Linked DNA regions of Homo sapiens: all the other regions are linked to region 2. A link is a contact called in ENCODE Hi-C or POLR2A ChIA-PET data. All regions are on one chromosome and are shown on one strand. The core of a region is the stretch at or near the end of the contact, and the rest is flanking DNA. Distances in the headings are between cores, read along the strand shown. Region 1 holds the start of GDF5 (growth differentiation factor 5). Region 2 holds the start of EDEM2 (ER degradation enhancing alpha-mannosidase like protein 2). Region 3 holds the start of SPAG4 (sperm associated antigen 4).

Region 1 (3,342 bases), core at 821-3,320, 290 kb after region 2:
ACTAATTAGGCCTTTAAACTCCCCATCTCCCCCTCTCCAAGCTCCCTTAGTGCTGGGGGGCACACGGACTTATTTTATGAGCCCCCAAGGGGTCACAGCTTTCCCTGGCTGGGCAGGCAGCCAGACCACCTCCCCCACCTCAGCCAGACCTGCTGCCTCTGTGCCTCCCCCGCCCCCTGGCAGCCCCCTCCAGGCCAGCTCTAATGAGGAGCCTCTCCCACCCTCTGACCCCTCCCCCACCCTGCCAGCCTAGGACCAGAGCAAATGAGCTGCAGGCAACTTGAGCGACCAACAGCCCACCTCCCTCTTCACACTAGGAAGAAACTGAGGCCCTGAGAGGGGGAGGGACTTGCTTAGATCACACAGCAAGTGGAGAGGAAAAGCTGCAACAGTAACATTAGGTGGGCCGAGAGAGACAGAGGGGAGCAGGTAGTCTCTGGAGTTAATGAGGAGAATGAGGCATGTTCAGGACAGCATCTAAAGTTTTCATGTTGGAAGGGCTCTCAGAAACCACCCTGTCCAACCCCATATAGGTGTACAGATGGGAAAACGGAGACCCCAAGTGAGAAGGAGCTTTCCCAAGGTCATACTGCGAGTTAGGCCCTGGGTCTGCTCCCTCCCCATGTATCTGAACATCATTCCATGACTCCAAGATGCCCCATTTACTGTGTGCACCTCTCTTGCCTCCTCTATCCCCTTGCCTGAGGGCAAAGTTGCAGAAGCATGGGGACCTCAAGATTCATTTCTTTCTCTGCCGTCTGAGACCGCCTACAAACCTGTGAAGCTTGGAAAGTTCGGCCAGCCCAGCAGGTACAGATGCACAACTGAGCAATCAAGTCTCGGAATCTGGTCTCCAACTCTGCCACGAACTGGCAGGTCTTGTCTCTTCTCTAGGCTTTAGTGCCCACTCTGCACCTTGCAGGCGTTGGACCTGGTGCTTCCTAGGTGCCCTCCAGCCCTGATGTGTGGGCAGCCTAGGATCTGCTATGTGTGAGATATGTGTCAGTGTCCCCAGACACCCACCCCGGGCCAGATGCACACAGTGTCTCCCACCAGGGCAGTGCCAGGGCTTTGAAAGCCCCTCCATTCATGCAGATGCCCCTCCCTCTGAGCCGTGCCCCTGCCACCCCGCCCCCTCACCTTGCCCTTTGTCAATAAAGCTGGTGATGGTGTTGGCCAGGCCAGCCTCCAACTTCACGCTGCTGTTGCCTCCCTTTCTGTCAGCATCGGACAGCGTCCTGTACAGCGAGAGCATGTACTCGTGGGGTGTGATGGGGGGTGGGCGAAACGGCTCCTTGGGCTCTCGTGGGGGCCCGGGCTCCCTGGCCTTCTTCAGCAGGAAGGAGCTGGGGACAGATCCTGCTTTTGGGGGTGCCTTGCCTCCGGGAAGCTGTCCTTTTGGGGTCACAGTCCGGGCTGTAGCCTGCCTTGTTTGGGGAGGGTGTCCTGGCTTGGGTTCAGGGCCGCCCGGTCTGGGGGGCAGCTTTTTGGGTTCATCCTTCTTGGGCTGTGTCAGGCCTCCTGTCTGCCCGGTGCCTCCCTTTGCCCTGGCATTGGCATTGGTGGCCCCCCCACCATAGCTGTGACCCCCTGGCCTGAAGACGTTCCGGGCCAGGGGGGGCCTCTCCTTGGCCTCTGCTTTGGCCAATCCTGGCCTGGTCCCCTGGGGTCTCTGGCCCAAGTCAGGGGCACCCAACACAGTGCAGATGAATTCCAGGTCCAGCCAAGCCAGGTACCAAAGCAAGAAAGTGAGGAGTTTGGGGAGTCTCATCCTCTGGCCAGCCGCTGAATGACACCAAAGAGAACAGCGGCAGCAGCGAAGGTGCCTCTGGTTTGGCAGGAAAAACCATGAAAGGAGTGGACTTTCAAAAGCAGCGGCAGCAGCAGTAGCAGCAGAAGGAAAGGCTTTCTCCTCAGTCTGAGACTCTTGAAGTCTGCCGGGTGTGTGTTTGTATCCAGTCCCATAGTGGAAATGCTCTCGTATCCAGACGTGCACCGTCTCCAGTCAGCAGCTGAAAATAACTCGTTCTTGAAAGGAGAAAGCCGACCGCCCCCTTTCTCCTGCACAACTGACTGAGGGCTTGAAGGAGGCTTGTATAAGGCTGAGGGATTTTTCCAAGAAGGAAGAATGGCGTAATGCTGCCTGTGTGCTCCAGTTTTTTTTTCCCCCTAGTTTTGAATCCTTTCCAGTGAAAATACTTCACACACACACACACACACACACACACACACACTCACAGGCCTGCAGGTGCTCAGAAAAATCTTTTACAAACCTGAACTCAGGAATTGGAAACGGAATTCCAACCCAAACCAATTTAATTACTCTCTGATGTCATGCTGTCTAAACTCATTTAAGTGCGATATATTTATGTGAAAAAAATCACCGCTGCCCTTTCGAGGCCATGGCTCACGGGGGCTCCTGGCACAGAGCCCTGCAGCGGGACTCTAGGCTTAGGGGGCCTCCCCCTCCACAGGGCAGACTCAGGGGTCTTCACCTCCACCTCATGGAGCAGCCCACCCCACTTTCCCGAGGAGAGATGCTGAAGAATGAGCTCAAAGATCTTAAGCCCCAGAAGCATGGGGAGTGTGGGTTTGTAGTTAAGTTCTTAGAGTGTTTTTAAAGCAGTTTCAACTCCTGCATCTAGTCTGGGACCTGATTTGTTATGCGTGTGTGTGTGTGTGTGTGTGTGTGTGTGTGTGTGTTTATGTGCCTGTGTGTGTGTGTGCCTGTGTGTGTGTGTGCCTGTGTGTGTGTATTGGGAGTAGGGACAGCACAGATGGCAGCATTTACCCACATTTTCTTTTATTTTAATAAACTTGTGGTGACCCAGAGACTGAAAAATATCAGTGCCCACTACACCCCCTCCCTACCCCCAAATGCCATTGACTGAGTGCATATTCTTCAGGCTTGGGGGCACTGTCGCCCTTAAGTTCACTCCTTGGATGGCGGCAGGTCCAGGGTGTACCCCACCACCACCCCAGCAGAGACGTCCTCTGAGTTTTCTTAGACAAGACTGGCTGAGTCTGGGGCAGCAGCGGCCCCTACAGGAGGCTGGAAAAGCCATTTCCCACATGACGCTTTTTTTTTTTTTTTTTTTGAGACGGAGTCTCGCTCTGTCGAGTGCAGTGGCATGATCTCAGCTCACTGCAATCTCTGCCTCCCAGGTTCACGCCATTCCCCTGCCTCAGCCTCCCCAGTAGCTGGGACTACAGGCCCCTGCCACCACACCTGGCTGATTTTTTACGTTTGTAGTAGAGATGGGGTTTCACCATGTTAGCCAGGATGGTCTCGATCTCCTGACCTCGTGATCCGCCCGCCTCGGCCTCCCAAAGTGCTGGGAT
Region 2 (3,652 bases), core at 667-3,166:
GTCCACCCATTAATGGGTGATTAAACTGTGTTATAAACAGTGCAAAACTATGAGTTATCAAAAAGATTGTTATCAAGACTTCTATGTGCTGATGGAAAGACATTCGAATTGTTTTTAATGAAAAAGTCAGGGTGGTTTAGTATGTTTCCATCTGTTTCAAAAAGACATGCTGACAGAAAGCAGACAGCAATTGTTAGGGTCAGTGGTGGTGCAGGGATGAACTATAAAGGGCCACAAGGGAACTTTTTAAAGTGACAGAAGTGTTTCATATCTTGACTGTGATGGTGGTCACTTCAAACGAGTGTAGGCTGGGCACAGTGGCTCATGCCTGTAATCCGCCAGCACTTTGGGAGGCCTAGGTGGGTGGATCACCTGAGGTCAGGAGTTCAAGACCAGCCTGGCCAAATGACAAAACCCCGTCTCCACAAAAAAATTAGCCGGGTGTGGTGGTGGGCTCCTGTAATCCCAACTACTTGGGAGGCTGAGGCAGGAGAATCGCTTGAAGCCAGGAGGCGGAGTTTGAAGTGAGCCAAGATCACGCCATTGCACTCCAGCCTGGGTAACAAGAGCGAAACTCCATCTCAAAAAAAAAAAAAAAAAAAAAAGAGTGTATTTTATTATATGTAAATTATGCCTTTAAGAAGTTCATTTTAAAAAGATACACATACACACATCTATATATATAATGGTATAAACCAAGAATATTTCTGGACAGATACAAAGGAAAGTTAATAGTTGGAATTCTAGGGTATGGGAGATATTTATTGTATATAATCTTTTACCACTTGAATTTGCCATTTGTATTTACTTTGTTTCAACTTAAAAAAATAAAAACCATCACAAGTTTTGAGTTTAATTTCTCCCGACCTTAGCACATTCGTGTGTAAAACAGGGATAATGGCACCTAACTCGTAGGGGTATTAAGATACTGAGCTGAGATCTGAATGACAAGCAGCAGCCAGTGATGGGAGGAAAATGGGGAGTGTATTTCAGGCACGGGGCACACCAACTACAAAGACTTAAGTTTTAGGAGTGTCACACTCCTTCCTGGATCTGAATGCCCACCTACATAATGAAAGGGGTGGGTTTTCTAATTCTTGGAGCCCTTCCACGGTATCTCGTTACTCCAGAAATTGCCTATGTCCCCACAGCTGATGCCTGTTACTGCTGGGGCTGAGCTCAGCGATCCAGCCCACCCGGCTAATCCAGGACTTTTTTTTTCACTGCGAGAGGCTAAGTGGATCCTGGAGGTGATAGTAAGAATTGCGGGGAGCGCGGCTCTAGCTCAGCTGGGAGCTTTCTGGTGCCGGTGAGGAGACCATGAAGCCACCAGCCCCAGCTGACCCGCCCGCCGAGGCCCAGAGAGTCAGACCCTGGCCGCCCCTTGCCCCTCCGCTCGCACTACCTGCCCCAGGTGTCGTGCCCGTCACAGGTGAGAGGTCGCAGCTCATCGAAGGGAAAGGCATTCTCCAGGTAGCTGTCGTAGGCGTGGTAGAACATGGCCTTGACTCGCTCCCTGGGTGGGGGACGAGAAATCAGGCATGGGGCAAGAACACAAAAACAAGCGGGGGAAGAACAAGATACAGGGCGGAAAGTGGGAATCACTAGCTGATTTCTCCCTGGGACCTAGCGGCTGTGTCGGAGCAAGTCGGGGTCTGGGATGGACGGAAAGGGAAAGGACCGGGTTCACGCTTCCCATTCCCCAACTGCGAAAGGGCGGGTCACAGTTCACCTGTAGTGGGCGGGATCTGGCGCGGAGCCGTCGGGACCTGGCGCACCATGGTGCTGAGGCAGCAGCGCGCACAGGAGGCCGAGCGGGATGAGCAGCCGGAAAGGCATAGAGCTCGTGTCCTCTCAGCGCCCCCGCAGCAGCAGCAGCCACTGCAACCAGTTCATCCTGGGAGCTGCTGCGGGTTCTTCCGGGAATCCGCGCCACTGCGCCTGCGCGCTGAGAAATCAGCCTCTCACTTCCGGACTACAAGCCCCTGAATGCAATGGGCAGCGAAACGCGGCCGAAGAGCAACTTCGGATGTACGGTTTCGGCAACACTGATCAACGTGTCTTAAAGTCAGTGGCTGTTGTTACTACTGTTATTAATTAATGTTTTAATAATAACAGCTAGCATGTATTGAGCACTTATTGTGTACTAGTACTGTACGGAGCATTTAAAATGCATTCTCTCATTCATTTTTTTCAACAACCTTATTAAGTATGAAGGCAGGGTAAGCATGAGAAATGTTCAGCCTTTACCATTATTACCTAGCAGGACAAGCCGCAGACAAAACTCCTCAGACACCGGGTTAAAGAAGGAAGGAGCTTTATTCGGCCGGGAGCGTCAGCTGACTCACTTCTCAAAAACGGAGCTCCCCGAGTGAGCAATTCCTGTCCCTTTTAAGAGCTTACAACTCTAAGGGGGTCCGCGTGAGAGGGTCGTGATTGATTGAGCAAGCAGGGGGTACGTGACTGATTACCGGTGCACCGGTAATCAGAACGGAACAGAACAGGACAGGGATTTTCACAATGCTTTTCCATACAATGTCTGGAATCTATAGATAATATAACCGGTTAGGTCAGGAGGGGTCGATCTTTAATTACCAGGCCTGGAATGCATCGCCGGGCTGTCTGACTACTGATTTCACTTCTGTCTTTCTTTTAACTCCTACATTTTCTTTGAGGCAGAAATTGGGCATAAGACAATATGAGGGGTGGTCTGCTCCCTTATTTAGGGATATTGAGTTTCCCAAACCAGTTACTTGTTGATTGTATAAGACACAACTCACATTTATTTGTCCAAAACTTCCACTCTTTTTTTTTTAAAACCTCTTGCATTTTCCGATGCTGTCACTCTTGAGGTTTCCTGAAATCCCGTCAGTTCTAGGAATTCATGACACTTCTCTCCTCCCAATTTGGGATGTGGTTACACAATCATGGTCCCTTCAGTCTCCATCTCAAACCGGAAGCTTTACCCCTGTCAGCCCTGTAGAATGTCTTGGGTAAGAATGAATACCCTGGTTGGGCGCGGTGGCTCACGCCTGTAATCCCAACACTTTGGGAGGTTGAGGTGCGTGGATCACCTGAGGTTAAGAGATAGAGACCAACCTGGCCAACATGGTGAAACCCCGTCTTTACTAAAAATACAAAAATTAGCCAGGGGTGGTGGCGGGTGCCTGTAAATCCCGGCTACTCGGAAGGCTGAGGCCGGAGAATCGCTTGAAACCGGAAGGCGGAGGTTGCAGTGAGCGAGGATCGCGCCACTCCACTCCAGCCTGGGCAAAACAGCAAAACTCCATATCAAAAAAAAAAAAAAAAAAAAAAAAAAAAAGACAAATGACTACCCTGGGGCACTATAGCTTTCAGGAGGTTTGTGATCCATTTCTCCATTCCCCTTATTCCCAAGTTTCTAAAATTTGGTCAGCACCTTAGACCACAGCAACACCCATGACTTTGGTCAGTGTGACATGCGGTAGAACCAACACTGGATTTGAAGTCAGATCTAGGATCCAGTTAATTACAACTCTGTCACTCATCTATAACCTGTGTATGTGACCCTCTCCTTCTCTGGGGCTAGCATCCTTGTCTATAAATAATGAGGAGTTTGAACAAATGGATCTTTAAGATCCTTTTCGGTCGAGCTTTCTATGATTCTAGGATT
Region 3 (3,524 bases), core at 918-3,417, 470 kb after region 2:
CAAAAAAAAAAAAAGTTAGCCAGGTGTGGTGGCACATGCCTGTAATCCCAGCTATTTTGGAGGCTGAGGCGGGATAATTGCTTGAACCCAGGAGGCAGAGGTTGCAGTGAGCCGAGATCGTACCATTGTATTCCAGCCTGGCCACAGAGCAAGACTCTGCCTAAAAAATAAACAAAAACAAAACAAAAGCACATTCCTGGGCCAACTCAGAAATTCTGCAGTATCTGCAGTAGAATCACAAGGTGTGCCTGGGAAGCTGAATTTCTATAAGCTGCACTGATATTCTGTTACATAGCAAGAGTTTGGGGACCTCTAGTCTTCTGGCTGTGACCATCTGATTCCTCATTCTTTCCTCCATGGCTCAGGTGTGCAGCCTGAGTGTGGGTATGACGATTGGTGGGTGCTGAATTCTCAACCCACAGACCCCTGGGAAAAATGGGTCTGGAGGAGGGACCCACAGATCCTGAATGAGCTCTCTGACCTGATGTCTAGGATGAGAGGAGGGGGCTGAAGGGCTTGCAGAGCAAAGGGGACTAAGTATTTAGAAGTGCCCTGAGTGATGCCCTGCTCCTTCTTAACATTCATTATTTGCAAATATTTGAGCACCTACTACATGCTAGGCTTATCTAGGTGCTGGAGGATACAGTAGTGAATGAAAATCTGTGCCCTGATTAAGTTTATGTTCTAGTGGGCATGGCAGGCAATAAGGAAATAAATAAATGGGCCAGGCATGGTGGCTCACATCTGTAATCCCAGCACTTTGGGAGGCAGAAGTGGGTGGATCACTCAAGCTCAGGAGTTGAAGACCAGCCTGGGCAACATAGCGAGACCCCATCTCTACAAAAAATACAAAAATTAGCTGGGTGTGGTGGCGCAAGCCTGTAGTCCCAGCTACTCGGGAGGCTGAGGCGGGAGGATTGCTTGAGGCCGGGAGATGGAGGTTGCAGTGAGCTGAGATCATGCCACTGCACTCCAGCCTGGGCAACAGAGCGAGACTCCATCTCAAAGAAAGAGAGAAATGAAATATATAGCATGTTAGTGACACGTGCTGAGGAGAAAAACAAAACAGGGAAGGGGGATAGAAACTGGTATTTGCTAAGTGCAATTTTAGATGGGGTTTTCTAGGAAGTGCTGTGACGTCATCACTTGCTTTAAAAGAGGCCAGGCGCAGTAGCTGACTCCTGTAATCCCAGCACTTTGGGAGCCCCAGGCAGGCGGATAACCTGAGGTCAGGAGTTCACGACCAGCCTGGCCAACATGGTAAAACCCCGTCTCTACAAAAATACAAAAATTAGCCAGGCATGATGGCGGGTGTCTGTAATCCCAACTACTCGGGAGGCTGAGGCAGGAGAATCGCTTGAACCCGGGAGGCGGAGGTTGCACTGAGCCGAGATTGCACTACTGCCCTCCAGCCTGGGCGACACAGCAGGACTCTGTCTCAAAAAATAAAAATAAAATAAAAATAAAAATGCTGGGCGCAGTGGCTCATGCCTGTAATCCCAGCACTTTAGGAGGCCGGGGCGGGTGGATCACCTGAGATCGGGAGTTCAAGACCAGCCTGACTAACATGGAGAAACCCCGTCTCTACTAAAAATACAAAATTAGCCAGGCATGGTGGTGCATGTCTGTAATCCCAGCCACTCAGGAGGCTGAGGCGGGAGAATCGCTTGAACCCGGGAGGCGGAGGTTGCAGTGGACCAAGATCGCGCCATTGCACTCCAGCCTGGGCAACAGAATGAGACTCCATCTCAAAAAAAAAAAAAAAAGAAAGAAAGAAAGAAAGAAAGAAAGAAAGAAAGAAAGAAAGAAAGAAAGAAAGAAAGAAAGAAAAAAACTGTTATAGACTGAGTGCCATTTTAGATGGGGTTTTCTGGGAAGTGCTGTGACATCATCGCTTGCTGTAAAAGAGGCCGGGCGCGGTGGCTGACGCCTGTACTCCCAGCGCTTTGGGAGGCCGAGGCGGGAGGATCGCTTGAGCCTAGGAGTTCGAAGTTACAATGAGCTATGATCAGGCCACTGCACTCCAGCCTGGGCAATGAGAAAGACCCTGTCTCTTAAACAACAACAAAGTCAGAAGGAGAGGCTGCCATGGCTACGGCTCCAGGTGACGTCACGGCCAGCTCCGTGACGCGCGGCCAGGGCAGCCCGCGGAGACCGAGGCTCCTCTGTGACGTCAGCAGCCGGCCGGGACACAGCGGGAGGGCAGGTGCGGCCGCGGGGCCTGCCGACTTCACGCAGGGTCCGTGGGGTCCCCGCGGCGCGCAGCGGCTGAAGGAGGCCCCAGGGCCTTGGCGACCGCAGCGGCGGCTTTAGCGTCAGTGACTAGGCAGCAGGGGGTCAGGATGCGGCGAAGCTCCCGCCCGGGCTCGGCCTCGTCCTCGCGCAAGCACACGCCCAACTTTTTCAGCGAGAACAGCTCAATGAGCATCACCTCGGAGGACAGCAAAGGGCTCCGGTCAGCGGAGCCCGGGCCTGGGGAGCCCGAGGGCAGAAGAGCCCGGGGCCCGAGCTGCGGTGAGCCCGCCTTGAGCGCGGGAGTGCCCGGAGGAACCACATGGGCAGGAAGCTCTCAGCAGAAGCCAGCGCCTCGGAGCCACAACTGGCAGACAGCCTGTGGCGCGGCAACCGTGAGGGGCGGGGCCTCGGGTGCGGGCGGGGTCGACCCCGGGTGAGCCAGTGGAGGGGGCGGGGCCTAAAGGGCGGTGCTGGGCGGGGACGGGGCTAAGATGATATCTGGGCACCTCCTACAAGGTGGGTCCTGTAGGGTAAAGGGATGGTGCTAAATGAGATCCCTTAAGGGGCGGAGCCTCGGTGTCCTGGACGGTTATGGGAAGGGGCGGGGAAAATCTTGTGGTTGGGTGCCACTGAGGGGGCGCGGCCTCAATGTTAGCGTGAGTGGCTCCCAGGACAATTGGGTTCCACCAAGATCTAAGGCTGGGGGCGGGTCATCCGTTTGGGGGAGGGACCAACTCTTTTTTTTTTTTTTTTGCAACGGAGTTTCGCTCCTGTTGCCCATGCCATGCAATGGCATGATCTCGGCTCACCGCAACCTCCGCCTCCCGGGTTCAAACGATTCTCCCGCCTCAGCCTCCCGAGTAGCTGGGATTACAGGCGTGCGCCACCATGCCCGGCCAATTTTTGTGTTTTTAGTAGAGACGGGGTTTCTCCGTGTTAATCAGGCTGGCCTCGAACTCCCGACCTCAGGTGATCCGCCCGCCTCGGCCTCCCAAATCGCTGGGATTACAGGCGTGAGCCACCGCGCCCGGCCAGGAGACCAACTCTTGACGGAGCCTCCCTGAGGGGCGGGGCTTCAGAGGGCGGAGCTGGAGCCGGGATAGGGCTGCGGTGGGACCAAAGCCTGTGAGAGACTTCCCAGCTGTCTGGCTTGTGGACTGAGCAATCTGCGGCCCGGTCTCGAGGGGAAAATAGGTCTGTGGTCCGCAAGGCCCCAGTGGAGCCCTTGGGTTCCCGCAGAACCGACTGGGTCTCCAGTAGTCTCTGAGGAGCCGCTCGACCTTCTCCCG

The links. A loop is a pair of places that touch in the nucleus more often than their neighbours do. ChIA-PET counts read pairs that join two places held with the same protein, here RNA polymerase II (POLR2A). Pooled maps may share reads with other maps.
Region 1: a loop to region 2 is called in a map of endothelial cell of umbilical vein, with 25 times the contacts of the local background. The contact joins the promoter of GDF5 here to the promoter of EDEM2 in region 2. A Hi-C loop is called at or near these places in 18 of 168 maps with a recorded cell type or tissue (A673, CD4-positive, alpha-beta memory T cell, GM12878 and 14 more), 16 of 37 single-sample maps with no recorded cell type and 29 of 50 pooled maps. POLR2A ChIA-PET finds 5 or more read pairs at or near these places in 8 of 52 experiments (AG04450, GM12878, HCT116 and 5 more).
Region 3: a map of B cell shows a loop between it and region 2 (10-fold over the local background). The contact joins the promoter of SPAG4 here to the promoter of EDEM2 in region 2. A Hi-C loop is called at or near these places in 1 of 168 maps with a recorded cell type or tissue (B cell), 3 of 37 single-sample maps with no recorded cell type and 12 of 50 pooled maps.

The regions. Positions count from the first base shown.
Region 1 is chr20:35,436,158-35,439,499 of GRCh38, forward strand. GDF5 (growth differentiation factor 5) reads right to left here and starts at 2,071. Exons shown (of 2, transcript NM_000557.5): 1 at 1,141-2,071. The coding sequence starts at 1,771. RefSeq lists promoters at 1,772-2,526, 1,991-2,244 and a silencer at 2,936-2,995.
Region 2 is chr20:35,145,420-35,149,071 of GRCh38, forward strand. EDEM2 (ER degradation enhancing alpha-mannosidase like protein 2) reads right to left here and starts at 1,917. Exons shown (of 11, transcript NM_018217.3): 1 at 1,733-1,917; 2 at 1,406-1,516. The coding sequence starts at 1,839. It overlaps MMP24-AS1-EDEM2 (MMP24-AS1-EDEM2 readthrough), which reads right to left. Exons shown (of 15, transcript NM_001355008.2): 6 at 1,406-1,516. The coding sequence starts at 1,500. RefSeq lists enhancers at 1,099-1,702, 1,951-2,080.
Region 3 is chr20:35,613,662-35,617,185 of GRCh38, forward strand. SPAG4 (sperm associated antigen 4) reads left to right here and starts at 2,168. Exons shown (of 12, transcript NM_003116.3): 1 at 2,168-2,646; 2 at 3,475-3,524. The coding sequence starts at 2,343. RefSeq lists a silencer at 2,214-2,943 and an enhancer at 3,374-3,524.